Linked DNA regions of Homo sapiens: region 2 is linked to region 1. Evidence: read pairs that join two places in POLR2A ChIA-PET (ENCODE). Cell type or tissue: HepG2. All regions are shown on one strand.

Evidence for each region. Peaks named below come from ENCODE experiments on the same cell type or tissue, not always from the same donor. Only the 100,000 strongest peaks of a DNase experiment are listed, where the experiment ranks them.
Region 2: POLR2A ChIA-PET joins it to region 1 with 7 read pairs; 6 of 35 experiments call an interaction of 5 or more read pairs at or near these places.

What each region holds. Positions count from the first base shown.
Region 1 is chr20:43,503,159-43,511,158 of GRCh38, reverse strand. L3MBTL1 (L3MBTL histone methyl-lysine binding protein 1) reads right to left here and starts at 3,462. Exons shown (of 22, transcript NM_001377303.1): 1 at 3,415-3,462. RefSeq lists a silencer at 3,252-3,581. In HepG2, a CTCF peak has its summit at 3,314 (motif pointing left); a DNase peak (open chromatin) is centred at 3,448; H3K4me3 peaks cover 1,103 bases; H3K27me3 peaks cover 1,863 bases.
Region 2 is chr20:43,644,450-43,652,449 of GRCh38, reverse strand. It overlaps IFT52 (intraflagellar transport 52), which reads right to left. Exons shown (of 14, transcript NM_016004.5): 14 at 5,151-5,514. The coding sequence ends at 5,467. Among named protein-coding and RNA genes, the nearest start is that of MYBL2, 19 kb to the left of the region's middle. In HepG2, no CTCF peak of the experiment used is centred here; no DNase peak of the experiment used is centred here.

The DNA of each region.
Region 1 (8,000 bases):
ATCGCTTGAACCCGGGAGGTGGAGGGTAGAGGTTGCAGTGAGCCGAGATCGTCCCACTGTACTCCAGCCTGGGAGACAGAGCAAGACTCCATCTCAAAAACCAAAAACCAAAACCAAAACAAAAAAACACTGTATGGGCCCAATGCAGTGGCTCACACCTGTAATCCCAGTACTCTGGAGGCTGAGGTGGGAGGACTGCTTGAGCCCAAGAGTTCAAGACCAGCCTAGGCAACACAGGGAGACTCTGTCTCTATAAAAAATTAAAAAATAAAAATAAGCCAGGTGTTGCAGTATATGCCTGTAGTCCCAACTACTCCAGAGGCTGAGGCAGGAGGATTGCTTGAGCCCGGGAGGTCAAGGCTGCAGTGAGCCATGATCTCACCACTGTACTCCGGTCTAGGTGACAGAGCGAGACCCTGTCTCTAAAGAAAAAAAAAAAATTAGCTGGGCGCAGTGGCTCACGCCTCTAATCCCAGCACTTTGGGAAGCCGAGGTGGGTAGATCACCTGAGGTCAGGAGTTCAAGACCAGTCTGACCAACATGGTGAAACCCCATTGCTACTAAAAACACAAAAAAATAAAAAAAAAATAGCCAGGTGTGGTGGCAGGCGCCTGTAATCCCAGCTATTTGGGAGGCTGAGGCAGGAGAATTGCTTGAACCCAGGAGGTGGAGGTTGCGGTAAGCCAAGATCATGCCACTGCACTCCAGCCTGGGCAACAGAATAAGACTCCACCTCAAAAAAAAAAAAAAAAGAAAGAAAGAAAGAAAGAAAATTATAAAACATAATTCCCTGAATTTCAATTCCAATTTGCTTTGCACAGCTGAAGTACTTGTACTATTTTAAATACCTTTAGAGTTAGGCTGGACGTGGTGGCTCACGCCTATAATCCCAGCACTTTGGGAGGCCAAGGTGGGTGGATCGCTTTGAGCTCAGGAGTTGGAGACCAGCCTGGGCAACATGGTGAAACCCCATCTCTACAAAAAGTACAAAAGTTAGCCAGGCAGGCCATGCGTGGTGGCTCACACCTGTAATCCCAACACTTTGGGAGGCCAATCACTTGAGGCCAGGAGTTCAAAACCAGCCTGGACAACATGTTGAAACTCCATCTCTACCAAAAGTACAAAAATTTAGCTGGGCATGGTGGCACACGCCTGTTATCCCAGCTACTCAGGAGGCTGAGGCAGGAGAATCCCTTGAACCCAGGAGGTGGAGGTTGCAGTGAGCCAAGATCGCGCCACTGCACTCCAGCCTGAGTGACAAAATGAGACCCTGTCTCAATAAATAAATAAATAAATAGAGTTAATCTTTTTATTTGAAACACTGGCAGTTAAGAGTGAATGTGGTTACTTCTGAAAGAATTTCACTCTGTGTCAAAACCTGTCACATCTCAGGTCTATTGAAGAAGCTGGATTTGAAGACTACGTTTCTGTTTGGGTTCGCTGCCTCTTTTCCAGCAAGCATGGGAGGACCAAGTAGGTGTCACCACCATTCTGTGCTCTGGGGTTACAGTCACAAACATGACAAAATGCTCTCATGAAGCTTATATTCTGGAGATAATGGATGAGGTTGGGGCTGGAGGTATAAATTTGAAGACCAGCATGTGTAGATGGCATTTAAAACCACAGAACTGGGGCGAGGCCTGGTGGCTCATGCCTGTAATCCTAGCACTTTGGGAGGCCAAGGTGGGAGGATCACTTGAGCCCAGGAGTTTGAGACCAGCATGGCCAACATAGTGAGGCCTCAGCCTCAACAAAAGATTTTAAAAATTAGCTGAACATGGTGGTGCACCCCTGTGGTCCCAGCTACTGGGGAGGCTGAGGTGGGAGGGTTGCTTGAGCCTGGGAGGTAAAGGCTGCAGTGAGCTATGATCACACCACTACACTCGAGCCTGGGCGACAGAGCAAGACCCTGTCAGAGAGAAAGGGGAGGGGAGGGGAGGAAGGAAGGAAGGAGAGAGAGAGAAAGAAAGAAAAAAGAAAAAACCACATAACTGAGTATAAAGAAAAAAGTGGGAACTTTGGAGCACACCCACATTTATAGGTTGGGAAGAGGAAAAGGGTCTAGCAAAAGGGACTGAGAAGGAGTCTGCCATGAAGTGAGGGGGGACTCAGAAGAGTCTGGGTTTCTGGTGGACACTGAAGAAAGTTTTCAGCCTTCTGCCGTCAGCCTCTCTTGGAACTGCTCTGAGCCTAGGGAGCTACCTCACTTGAAGGCTCTCCTAGAAGCCGCCAGCCAATGACGAGTTGCTATGAGGTGTAAAGACCCCACCCCCTTGCCTTACTTTGGAACACCTCTGCAGGGCCATCTCAGTTCCAGAGCTTCCATTAGGTCAGGCTGAGGCCTCTGTTGAGACTACATCAGCAGTTCAGCTTCTTCTTCCGCCCAACCCGTCATTCCCCTACTGGTGATATTCGCAAGAGCACTCCGATAAACCTACACTCAAATCTTGCTATCGGAGTCTGTTTCGGGGGACCCGACCTAAAACAACCATTGTAGCCCCAGCCCAGAGCCGTGCACATAGCAGATGCTCAATAAATATCTGTTGGCTGAATGTGTCCATGGGTATTTTCTCTTGATGTCTGACAAGGTTTTCTCAATCCCTTGCCTTCCAAGGCCTTGTATACAAAAACGACCAATAAATGTCCTTACTATAGGTGTTGGGTGGGGAGTAGAGCCCTCGACAGCTACCCAGAAAACAACACACAGCAAGGCTGAGCGCTACAAACTTGGGGCCTCGGCCCCGCCCCTCGCCGCAGCTGCTTCCCGGACTCGGGAGGGGACGGAAGCGGCCCTGAGCGCAGGGTTCCAGGATCGGGACCCGCCACCAGCCTCCCGGGACTGGTATAGGCAAAGGCGGGCGGGGCGGTCACTGATCCGACAGTTCCGCAGAACGGTTACTTTTTAAAACGCTAAAATGGCGGAATTCTTTTTATTCTTTCTCTTTATGGCCAAAAAAAAAAAAAGAGAGAGAAACAAAAAAAATTCCATATTCCATTATAAAAATCCAAAATTAATGGTAGGAAAGTTTGCCAAATGACTCATTCATTTCCCAAGAAAACCAAAACCCCGCCCTCCACACCTTTCCATTAATAAAAAAACTCTTAATTGATTGCGTATCTCCAAACACGCAGCCTCCACCCTCCTCGCCCCTCCTGATCGCAGCCCGAAGCCACGCCGCAGGGTCGGCTGGGCCTGGAGTCCCGCACCCGCCTGGCCCCCTGCGCGCTCCGCCCAGACCGCTTTCCCCGGCGTTTTCCCGAACCTCCTCCCCAGCCCGCGCCCCCCGCCGGAGGCGCTCGGAAGGAGCGAGACGCCGGGGCCGCAGACCTGAGCCCTCGCCGCCCTGGACGGAGCGGGGTGGCGCGGCGCCCAGGGGACGCAAGGTCTGAGCCCACGCACCGCTGGTTGCTTACCTGCCTGGCCAGCCGGTGGCCGCCCAGCGCCTAGCTACGGTCCGAGCCGGGCGCCGCGCGCCTGCGCGTTCGGGGGGCGGGTCCGCCTCCCTGCAGGACGCAGAGCGCGGGGCCCGAGCGCCGGGCACATCTGCCCGGCCCAGGCGCAGGCCCAGGCTTCTGTGGCGCCCGCGCCCTCTTGCCTGCCTTCGAGGCCCTGGTTGTGCGCGCCTCATGCCCCCTCAACCTAGGACAGGTTTGCCGCACGGGCGTGGCGGGTCGAGATTTTTCCTGCCCCCGAACCCCTGCATCACAGCTAGCAGAGCGCAGCGGGGGCGCAGGGACCGCGGAGCTCGAAGAGAGAGCCTGGAGGGCTACCGAGCTGAGTGGTTAGTGACAAAAGACGAGGCTGCACCCAGGCATGCACCCCAGCCGAGTGTCTGCTCTGTCCAACGCCTTCCCACCGCGCCTGCCCTCACCCTGGAGGGGAGCTCAGGAGCGTCAGAAAACGGCCTCAGGAAGGGTGAAGGGCACGTGCGACCGGAGAGAGGAACCCTCGTGCGGGGACTCTGGTCCTGGCCCTGCCGGGCATAAAGAGCGGCATTAGCCGCGTCTACTTTTGGGTGACCCCACTGCGAAGGGCTGGGTAACATCAGTATCCCCCAGGTCCTCCATTTCGACATTGGTAAAGACTATCACCCACTTCATGGCGTATGGTCGTTTTCAGTTTGGGTTCCTGTGGTGGTGTAGCAATCACTGCCCCTCTCTGCTTCACTTTGACTGATCTCTTCGCCTCCACCTGATCTCTCTAATTAATCAAATCTCCTTGTTATTGGTTCTGGTAACACAAGATACCTGTCTCGCTTACACATACCACAGCTGGCACTTCACATAGATTTGAGTAATTCCAGAGGCTAAGAGGTTTCAAGCTCCAAGAGGGTAGGAAATATTAGTTTTTGTATTCCTAGTACCTAGCCCAGAGCGGGGCACAGAGTGGGTGCTTAATAAATATCTGTTGAGTGACTAAATGATGTAGGGTATGCAGATGAAAACAGGGTAACTTTTGGTACAGTCCACCATCCAGCCCCTCTCCCACACCAATGATTTAATTTAATCCCTTGATTTTACTTGGCCTTAAGTCATGGCCACATGTCAGACCACCAGGCTCCTGATTCCCTCCCAGGCCAGATGAGAAAAGGGTTCCTAATGAAATGTAGGCAAATTCTCCAAATTGCTGTGATCGACAGGTTTAAATTTATGCAGAATTTAACTATTCCGGTTGCCACGCCAACGCATTGCATGTGTTCTTCCTTGCTGCAATGTCAATTTTTAATCACATCTCATATTATTGGGAACAGGATTGCATCAGTTAAGGATGCTGGTTGCCATAACGATGGATGCCTTTTTCTACACATTGATACATACACAACCATCCGCTCAGTATTCTCTCATCTCAACCTAGACTGTGCGTGATCTAGATTTCAAAGGTTTATTTTAGGTATTCAGAAGATTAAAAGAAAGTGGTGAACCTACACAAACACATGGATTCTCAAAAACAAAGGCATCTTTTAGATGGTGATTAAGACGGATAAGTGGAATTTGAGCTAGCAAGACCTAGAAACAAACAACTAACATGGATGTGAGTTGCTAAGACATTATTTTTCTGGCTATCGACAGTATTTTTGTGCCTCACGCCTGTAATCCCGGCACTTTGGGAGGCTGAGGTGGGAGGATTGCTTGAGCCCAGGAGTTTGAGACCAGCCTGGGCAACATGGCAAAATCCTGTCTCTACAAAAAAAAAAAAAAAAAAATTAGCTGGGTGTGGTGGCGCATAACTGTAGTCCTCCCTAGCTACTAGGGAGGCTGAGGTGAGAGGGTCGCTTGAGTCCAGGAGCTCAAGGCTGAAGTGGGCCATGAGTGAGCCACTGCACTCCAGCCTGGGCAACAGAGAGAAATCCTGTCTAAACAAACAAAAAATCTCTCTCCTCACCCAAGAAAAAAACTGTATTTTTGTGGTCTTGATACCTGGCTTGTTGGCTTGAACAGGGGTCAAACAAACAAACCAGGTATCAAGATCACCAAATCCTGGGGTGAAGAGCTGCTACCACGTTAATATGATTTGGAGAAGTTTCTGCCTCATGAAGCCAGAGTTTCCCCTTCCAGTACCAGTCTGCCTTCAGGAGCAAGTAAGCAAGTCCAGTCCTCCCCTCAAGTGATAGCCCCCTCTTCACAAGTTCACAGCCCCCATTGTCTTCTCCATGTTAACCCCCTGCTCAAGCATGGACCCAAAATATTTTGAAATATTGATGAGTCAAAGCACTGAGAAGACTGTTGTTTACGCCAGGCATAGTGGCTCACACCTGTAATCCCAGCACTTATGCCAACGTGGGAGGATTGCTTGACGCCAGGAGTTCAAGACCAGCCTGGTCAACATAGTAATGAAACAAGAAAAGTTCCCTTATCCCCCTAGCAGGGTGTGTGACAGCGGGGGAGTGGCTTGCTTCCTCAGTGCCCTGCAACTCAAACCCTAGGGGGAGCATACAGACGGGCAGGTAGTGGGGAGCGTGGGCTCCAACCCCACAGCAGCATCTAGGGTTGAGTATTTACAGCTCCCGAAGCCTCAGTAGACGTGTGTTACTGTGTGCTCTTCAGTTTAGCCGTCCGTAGACAGCTCGTTTTAATCAGCTCAATTAGACCCTCTGCCTTATTGAAAGGACAGAGAGTTTTCTGTATCCTGGGTTCTTGCCCTAGTGTACTGGAAAAATCAGATTACACATGGGCTTGGAGAATGAGTGCAAGGTTTTATTGAATGGTGGAGGTTGCTCTCAGCAGATGTATGGGGAAACAGAAGGGGAATGGAGTGGGAAGGTGGTCTTCCCCTGGAGTTGCCTGGCTCTCCTTCAACCACCCTCAGCTGAATTTCCCTAGGCATCCGCATCCTTCTGCAGTTGATGGCCTGTCAGCGTCCGTGTGTTCTTCTGATGTGTTCCTCTCCATATCCAGCCATTTGTATGTGTGCCCACTAGGGTATTGGGGTTTATATAGGCACAAGATGGGGGGTGTGCGGGCCAGAGTGGTCTTGGAAAATGCAACATTTGGGCACAAAAACAGGAGTGCCTGTCTTCACCTGGGTCCATGGGTGGGGCCCTCACCAGGGACCCTGCCTTTCTCTACCCAGCACTTCCCTGCCCCACTCCTGTATCAATGACAGACCCCCTCCAGTCTCTACAAAAAAATTAAAAATTAGTTGGGTGTGATGGCACATGCCTATAGTCCTGGCTACTTGGGAGGCTGAGATGGGAGGATTGCTTGAGCCCAGGAAGTCAAGGCTGCAGTGAGCTGTGATCATACCACTGCACTCCAACCTGGGCAATAGAACAAGACCCTGTATGTAAAACAAACAAACAAAAGAAAACTGTTGTTTCTAAGCAGCCCACACCATTCTGTTCCTACAATAGAGTTTCATTCACCATTGAGACTGTCTGCAGATTTTTAGGGAAATCATCAGGATGTGCCCTTTATGTATAAAAACACTTCTGGTTCCAACGTCAGACTGAGCTAGTATGGAACGTTTTAAAAACTTTTTTTATTTTTATCTTTTAAATGTAGTTACATAAAATAGAGACAGGGTCTCCCTGTGTTGTCCAGGCTGGTCTCAAACTCCTAAGCTCAAGGGATCCTCCTGCGTTGGCGTCCCAAAGTGCTAGGATTACAGGCATGAGCCACCGCGCCTGGCTGGGAACCTTTTCTAACACAAACACCAGAAAACCCTGCCTATTATATTACAAGAAAGGAAGCAAGCAAGCACACAGGGAAAGAAAGTAAATTCATTGCTGGCCGGGCGCGGTGGTTCATGCCTGTAATCCCAGCATTTTGGGAGGCCGAGGCGGGTGGATCACGAGGTCAAGAGCTTGAGACTATTCTGGCTAACACGGTGAAACCCTGTCTCTACTATAATTATAAAAATATTAGCCGGGCGTGGTGGCGGGCGCCTGTAGTCCCAGCTACTCAGGAGGCTGAGACAGGAGAATGGCATGAACCCGGGAGGCAGAGCTTGCAGTGAGCTGAGATTCTGCCACTGCGCTCCAGCCTGGGTGACAGAGCAAGACTCCGTTTCAAAAAAAAAAAAGTAAATTCATTGCTGAACGTGTAAGAGGAAATCCTCAGGAGTCAAAAACAAAAAGGGAACCAGAGCAATAAGATGTGGCCTGATGTCTCTCTTGTCCTGGAGGTGGTTGTTGGATACAGACAGGACCCAGCTGCTAGAGACTTGGGTTTTACTACACATGTAATGATGGGAGATGGAACCTTGGGTCCATGTGGCCCTGAGAGTTGGAACTGAAGCCCATGTATAAAGACTGGGGGGCCGGGTGTGGTGGCTCACACCTGTAATCCCAGCACTTTGAGATGCTGAGGTGGGAAGATAGCTTGAGCCCAGGAATTCGAGACCAGCCTGGGCAACAAAGTGAGACCATGTCTCTACAAAACATAAAAAGATCAGCCGGGTGTGGTGACATTCCTATGGTCCCAGCTACTTGGAAGGCTGAGGCAGGAGGATCACTTAAGCTTGTAATGAGCCATGTTCGCCCCACTGCACTCCAGCCTGG
Region 2 (8,000 bases), 140 kb before region 1:
TTTTTTTTTTTTTTTCTTTTCTTTGAGACGAGTCTCACTCTGTCGCCCAGGCTGGAGTGCAGTGGCCCGATCTCCGCTCACTGCAAGCTCCGCCTCCTGGGTTCACGCCATTCTCCTGCCTCAGCCTCCCAAGTAGCTGGGACTACAGGCGCCTGCCACCATGCCCGGCTAATTTTTTTGTATTTTTTAGTAGAGATGGGGTTTCACCGTGTTAGCCAGGATGGTCTCGATTTCCTGACCTCGTGATCTGCCCCCCTCAGCCTCCCACAGTGCTGGGATTACGGGCATGAGCCACTGCGCCCAGCCACTCAATGTATTTTAAAATACATTTTTTAAAATTAGCTGGGTATGGTAGCATACACCTGTAGTCCCAGTTACTCGGAAAGCTGAAGCAGGAGGATTGCTTGAGCCCAGGAGGTTGAGGTTACAGTGAGCTATGATCACACCAGTGCACTTCAGCCTGGGCAACAGAGCAAGACCCTGTCTCAAAAAAATCAAAAACAAGGCTGGGCGCAGTGGCTCACGCCTGTAATCACAGCGCTTTGGGAGGCCGAGGCGGGTGGATCACTTGAGGTCAGGAGTTTGAGACCAGCCTGGTCAACATGGTGAAACCTTGTCTCTACTAAAAATACAAAAAATTAGCCAGGCGTGTTGGCACGTGCCTGTAATCCCAGCTATTGGGGAGGCTGAGGCAGGAGAATCACTTGAACCTGGGAGGCAGAGGGTGCAGTGAGCTGAGATTGTGTCACTGCACTCCAGCCTGGGAGACAGAATGAGACCCTGTCTCAAAAAACAAAACAAAACAAAAAAACAAAAATAAAAATAAAAACAAATATAACAAAATGGCAGTGAGGGCACACCTTCCTTCCCATTTTATTATATTCATGGATTCTGGGAGTCAGGAATTCACAAAGAACACAGCAGGGATGGCTTGTCTCTGCTCTATGACATCTGGGACCTCAATTGGGATGACAAAAGGCTGAGGTGCTTGATGGTTGGGGCCAGGAGTCATTTGGAGGTATCATCATTCATGTTTGGCAAGCGATTTATACCAAGATGCTGGTATAGACTGAGATCTCTGGCTGTTGGCCAGAACACCTATACATGGCCTATCCACGTGGCCTTGGACTTCTTACATGGAGGCTTGTGTTCTAAAGGTGAATGTCCCAAGATAACCAGGCAGAAGCTGTATAGCCTTTTATGAACTAGCCTCAGAGGTCACCAGCATCACTTCTGCCACGGTGCCAGATTCAAAGATTCAGAGGAGGGAACAGAGACCCCACCTCTCAATGGGAGGAGCATCAAGCCCACAGGATAAGAGAAGAGCATTTGGGTTGGGAGACAATCATTGAACACATTTTGGGTATGTATTTGGAACACACTGCCACAGCACTCCCCAGGCCTGTCCTCTAGCTGCTTATCTCCCAGCTTTGAGCTAGAGCCCCCAAATTCTTCTGCCCCTGGAGTGGCTTCCCCGTTCCCCAGTGCCCTGCCCTGGCTGGCAACTCTGAATAAGCCGTGTACTAGGGCTTGAGTATGGGAGAGAATGGAAGCCTATGAACAGAGCTTTACCATGAAGAAATCATTTGAAACTCAGGATTTGACTTGAGCTGTTCTTCCCAAGCTTTTAAATTTCTAACACTACTCTTTGACAAATGATTCTCATGACTTTAATTAACCACTCCATATGAACAACTCCACTCTTGAGACTGGACATCTTTTCTAAGCCTAAATTAGGGATTTCCAGCCATTTACTAGTTATTTCCACCTGTATTAATTGCCATAGTCTCAACTGGACTCTTATGCTCCAAAACCACTCATCCTTCAGACTCCCCATCTTTTTTTTTTTAATAGAGTTTCCCTCGTTACCCAGGCTGGAGTGCAATGGCATGATCTCGACTCACTGCTACCTCCACTTCCCGGGTTCAAGCAATTTTCCCACCTCAGTCTCCTGAGTAGCTGGGATTACAGGCGCCCGCCACGCCAGGCTAATTTTTGTATTTTTAGTAGAGACGGGGTTTCACCATGTTGGCCAGGCTGGTCTAGAACTCTTGATCTCAGGTGATCTGCCCGTCTCGGCCTCCCAAATTGCTGGGATTACAGGCATGAGCCACCGTGCCTGGCCTAGACTCCCCATCTTTTAATAGCTGCCCCCACTGTCCCAGGAAATCAAGCCCCAAATCTTGCCAATCTAACTTTCAACACCCAGACCAAAGTGTTTCAAAATGCCACCTTTCCTATAATACCACCTTAGTCCACATCCTTATTATTTGCTCTTGGGGTTGTATCAAACTCTTCTGTAAATGACCATCCTTCTACCATTCCCATCTTTATAGAACCCACCAGCTAAACTATTCCCATTGTGCAGCAATGGGAATTGCTCCTCCCCTCCCCCCTCCCCCCTTTCCTCCCACCTCCCCTCCCCTCCCCTCCTCTCCTCTCCTCTCCCTTCTCTCCTCTCCTATCCTCAGTGGCTCTGCAACCTTCCATCTGGCTTTCAGAGTTCCCCAAAGCTGGTTATCTGTGTATGTCAGTACACTGCTGTGCATTTCTATACACCAACTGCACCATTCTGACAGGTGCAGTCTCTCCCATTGTCCCATGACAATACCCTCTAGCCTCCTTGGAACAGATGATTAAATTTGGCCCTACATTATAACCCAAGATGATGATAGAACTGAGTGCTTCAGGAAGCCAGAGGACAGGGAAGAAGCATGGGTGGCCCATTCTGGAGTGCAGTGGTATGATCATAGCTAGTGCAGCTTTGAACTCCTGGGCTCAAGCAATCCTGCCACCTCAGTCTCCCAAATACCTGGGACTACAGGTGTGTGCCACTATACCTGGCTAATTTTCATTTTTGTAGAGATGGACTTTCACTTTTGTTCCCCAGGCTCAGCTTCTAAATCAGGAGTATCTAATCTTTTGGCTTCCCTGGGCAACATTGGAAGAATTGTCTTGGGTCACACAAAATACACTAACAATGGCTGATGAGCTAAAAAAATAATAATAATGGCCGGGTGCAGTGGCTCACACCTGTAATCCCAGCACTTTGGGAGGCCGAGGCTGGTGGATCATGAGGTCAGGAGATCGAGACCATCCTGCCTAACACAGTGAAACCTCGTCTCTATTAAAAATACAAAAAATTAGCCAGGCATGGTGGTGGGTGCCTGTAGTCCCAGCTACTTGGGAGGCTGAGGCAGGAGAATGGCATGAACCTGGGAGGTGGAGTTTGCAGTGAGCCAAGATAGCGCCACTGCACTCCAGCCTGGGCAAAAGGGCGAGACTCCTTCTTAAAAAAAATAAAAAAAATAAAAATAAAAATAATAATAAACACATCTATCTCTTAATTTTTTTTTTTTTTTTTGACAGTCTTGCTCTGTCACCCAGGCTGGAGTGCAGTTATGTGATCTTGGCTCACTGCAACTTCTGCCTCCCAGGTTCAATGATTTTCCCCACCTCAGCCTCCCAAGTAGCTGGGACTACAGCTATGAGCCACTATGCCTGACCATGTCTGGCTAATTTTTTTTTTTTTTTTGAGACAGTCTTGCTCTGTTGCCCAGGCTGGAGTGCAGTGGTACAACCTCAGCTCACCACAACCTCTGCCTCTGGGGTTCAAGCGACTGTCCTGCCCCAGCCTCCTGAGAAGCTGGGATTATAGGCCTGCACCACCACACCCGGGTAATTTTTGTATTTTTAGGAGAGACAGGTTTTCGCCATGTTGGCCAGGCTTGTCTTGAACTCCTGACTTCAAGTGATCCATCCACCTCGGCCTCCCAAAGAACTGGGATTACAGGCATGAGCCACCGTACCAGGCCTCTACACCTGGCTAATTTTTGTATTTTTTGTAGGGACAGGGTTTCATCCTGTTGGCCAGGTTGGTCTCTATCTCCTGGCCTCAGGTGATCCACCCACCTTGGCCTCCCAAAGTGTTGGGATTACAAGCATGAGCCACTGCACCTGGCCTCATAATGTTTTAAGAGTTTACAAATTTGTAGGCCGGGCGCGGTGGCTCACGCTTGTAATCCCAGCACTTTGGGAGGCTGAGGCGGGCGGATCATGAGGTCAGGAGATCGAGACCACGGTGAAACCCCATCTCTACTAAAAATACTAAAAATTAGCCGGGCGTGGTGGCGGGCGCCTGTAGTCCCAGCTACTCGGAGAGGCTGAGGCAGGAGAATGGTGTGAACCCAGGAGGCAGAGCTTGCAGTGAGCCGAGATCGCGCCACTGCACTCCAGCGTGGGTGACAGAGCGAGACTCCGTCTCCAAAAAAAAAAAAAAAGTTTACAAATTTGTTTTAGGCCACATTCAAAGCCGTCCTAAGCCACATGCAGCCCATGGGCTGCGGGTTGGACAAGCTTGCTCTACATGGTTGTGTCCTATGGGCAACTGGGAGATGAAGGGATGAGATCTATATAAGGAAGGTATCTGTCTACTCTTTTATCTTCTTCTTTAGGTACAGTGGGGTAAACAGACTATGGGTTAAGTTCTGTATCCTTTTTTTTTTTTTTTTTTGAGACAAGAGTCTTGCTCTGACACCCAGACTGGTATGTGGTGGTGTGATCTCAGTTTACTGCAACCTCCGCCTCCCGGGTTCAAGTGATTCTCCTGCCTCACCCTCCCGAGTAGCTGGAACTACAGGTGTGTGCCACCATGCCCGGCTAATTTTTTGTACTTTTAGTAGAGATGGGGTTTCACCATGTTAGCCAGGATGGTCTCGATCTCCTGCCCTCGTGATCCACCCAACTCGGTCTCCCAAAGTGCTGGGATTACAGGCATGAGCCACTGCACCTAGCCTCCCATCCCCCCCTTTTTTTTTTGAGACAGAGTCTCACTGTCACCCAGGCGGGAGTGTAGTGGCGTGATCTCGGCTCACTGCAACCTCTGCCTCCCAGATTCAAGTGATTCTCCTGTCTCAGCCTCCCAAGTAGCTGGGATTACAGGCACATGCCACCACACCTGGCTAACTTTTGTATTTTTAGTAGAGACAGGTTTCACCATGTTGGCCAGGCTGGTCTTGAACTCCTGACCTCAAATGATCCGCCCGCCTCGGCCTCCCAAAGTGCTGGGATTACATGAGTGAGCCACCGTGTCCAGCCACTGTTGTATCCTTTCAACCGGTCCAGAAAGCTGTACAGTATTTACAACAAGCTTGAGAGTTAATTATGTCTTTGATAAAAGACTCAAATCCAGAACTGGGGTTGAGAAAAAAAAATCAAGACTGTTTCATAGGGTATAAAAAGACAGATGCAACCATACATTTAATTTTTAAAAATGGAATGTATCTTACATAAGGATTTTGTGAAAAATCTTATACCTATCTGAGTATTACAGAAGATGCATATACCTTCCAGAGCTCATGGAGGAAAGAGTGTATAAACAATTTTGATAAGGAGTTGAAAAACAATTTGAAAATAGTTTACAAAGAGAGAATCAGGAGGCAGAAAAAGCTTCAAGAGGCATGGTCTTCAGAAATTGTTCTGGAATGCTGTTTCACTTGTATCGATGTCATGTTCCTGGATGAGAGAATAAGACACAGAATTTTAGTATTTCAGTATAAAGCCTGAAATGTAAACTCTTCAGTGCTTTGGACTTTAGAGATTCTGAATCTTTATTAATTAGGACATATACATAATATCTGGCTTTAGGGCTGAATCCAACCCAAGGATCAAATTTTGATCCTTTTGCCCTACCATGGCAGGGCTTGTGACCACTGCCCACCACCCACCATGATGAGTAACAAACAGAGTTGAAAGCACTGGTGCAAAGACCACACCAGACTTCTTATATTGGCCTCGGGTGTCTGTCCTAGCATGCCACCAGAGTGAGTACTGCTGGGAACCTACCTGACCTCCCATCCCATCATTCACTGCTGAGCAGCCACATCAAAACCCTCATCTCTGGGTTCCCTTCATGGATGGCACTTAGACCACGGTAACTGCCAATACACTTCTGTCTCCCACTACACAGAGCTCTGAGAGGCACAGCAAGAACCGCAATCATCTTGTTCACTGCTATGGCCCCAGCCTCCAGCACCATGCTAGACGTGGAGAGTAAAACACTGCCAAATGAGCATCCGGCACAGCCAGCTTCCTTCCAGGAGAGGCTCAGAACCTAATTGGTCTTTCCACTCAGCATCTGAAATCCTAAGCTTGAATTTTGCCTGCTTACATTAAACAACAAAACACTCTTTTTTTGCTGCAAAAGTGACACAGTCACTATAGAATTTTTTTTTTTTTTTTGAGACGAGTCTCGCTCTGTCACCCAGGCTGGAGTGCAGTGGCGTGATCTCGGCTCACTGCAAGCTCTGCCTCCCAGGTTCATGCCATTCTCCTGCCCCAGCCTCCCGAGTAGCTGGGACTACAGGTGCCCGCCACCACGCGCGGCTAATTTTTTTTTGTATTTGTAGTGGAGACGGGGTTTCACATGTTAGCCAGGATGGTCTCGATCTCCTGACCTCATGATCCTCCTGCCTCGGCCTCCCAAAGTGCTGGGATTACAGGCGTGAGCCACCGCGCCCGGCCCACTATAGAAATTTTAATAAAGAAGGAAAATAAAAATTAAACACTATCTTTTTTTTTTTTTTTTAAACAGGGTCTCACTCTATCACCCTGGATGGAGTGCAGTGGCATGATCACTGCTCACTGCAACCTCAACCTCCCCAGGCTCAGATGATCCTCCCACCTCAGCCTCCCAAGTAGCTGGGACTACAGGTGCACACCACCACACCTGGCTAATTTTTGTATTTTTTTATGGATGTGGAGTTTCTGTTGCCCAGGCTGGACTAGAACTCCTGGGCTTAAATGATTCACCTACCTTGGCCCCCCAAAGTGCTGGGATTGCAAGCGTGAGCCACTGTGCCCAGCCCAAGGATAAATATCTTCTTTTTTTGGGGGGGACAGAGTCTTACTCTGTCACCCAGGCTGGAGTGCAGTGGCATGATCTCAGCTCACTGCAAGCTCTGCCTCCCGGGTTCACACCATTCTCCTGCCTCAGCCTCCTGAGTAGCTGGGACTATGGGCACCCGCCAACACGGCCGGCTAATTTTTTGTATTTTTAGTAGAGACGGGGTTTCACTGTGTTAGCCAGTATGGTCTCGATCTCCTGACCTCGTGATCCACCTGCCTTGGCCTCCCAAAGTGCTGGGATTAATTACAGGCGTGAGCCACCGCACTGGGCCCCAAGGATAAATATCTTTATGTTATTTTTTTATTATGCAAAATAATTCTATGTGTGTATTGTATTCTGTAAAGAAAGTAGAATCTCTCTATATACTGTTCTTTAGTCTCTCCCCACCACATATTTACTGTATCACGAATGTATTCCCAAGTCCTTAAACTTTTTTTTTTTTGAGTCTTACTCTGTTGCCCAGGTTGGAGTACAGTGGTGCAATCTTGGCTCACTGCAACCTCCGCCTCCCAGGTTCAAGCGAATCTCTTGCCTCAGCCTCCTGAGTAACTGGGACTACAGGCACGGGCCACCACACCCAGCTGATTTTTTTATTTTTAGTAGAGATGGGGTTTCACCATGTTGGCCAGGCTGGTCTCGAATTCCTGACCTCAAGTGATCCGCCCACCTCAGCCTCCCAAAGTGTTGGGATTACAGATGTGAGCCACAGCGCCTGGCCCAAGTCCTTAAACATTTTTATTTTTATTTTTTATTTATTTTTTTGAGATAGAGTCTCACTCTGTCTCCCAGGCTGGAGTGCAATGGCACGTTCTTGGCTCACTGCCAACCTCTGTCTCCCGGGTTCAAGCAATTCTCCTGCCTCAGCCTCCTGAGTAGCAGGGACTACAGGTGCACGCCACCACACCTGGCTAATTTTTGTATTTTTAGTAGAGAGGAGGGTTCACCATGTTGGTCAGGCTAGTCTTGAACTCCTGACCTCGTGATCCACCCGCCTCAGCCTCCCAAAGTGCTGGGATTACAGGCGTGAGCCACCATTCCTGGCCAAACATTTTTAAAAACATTTTTTATCTTATGGATGTACCCTAGGATACTT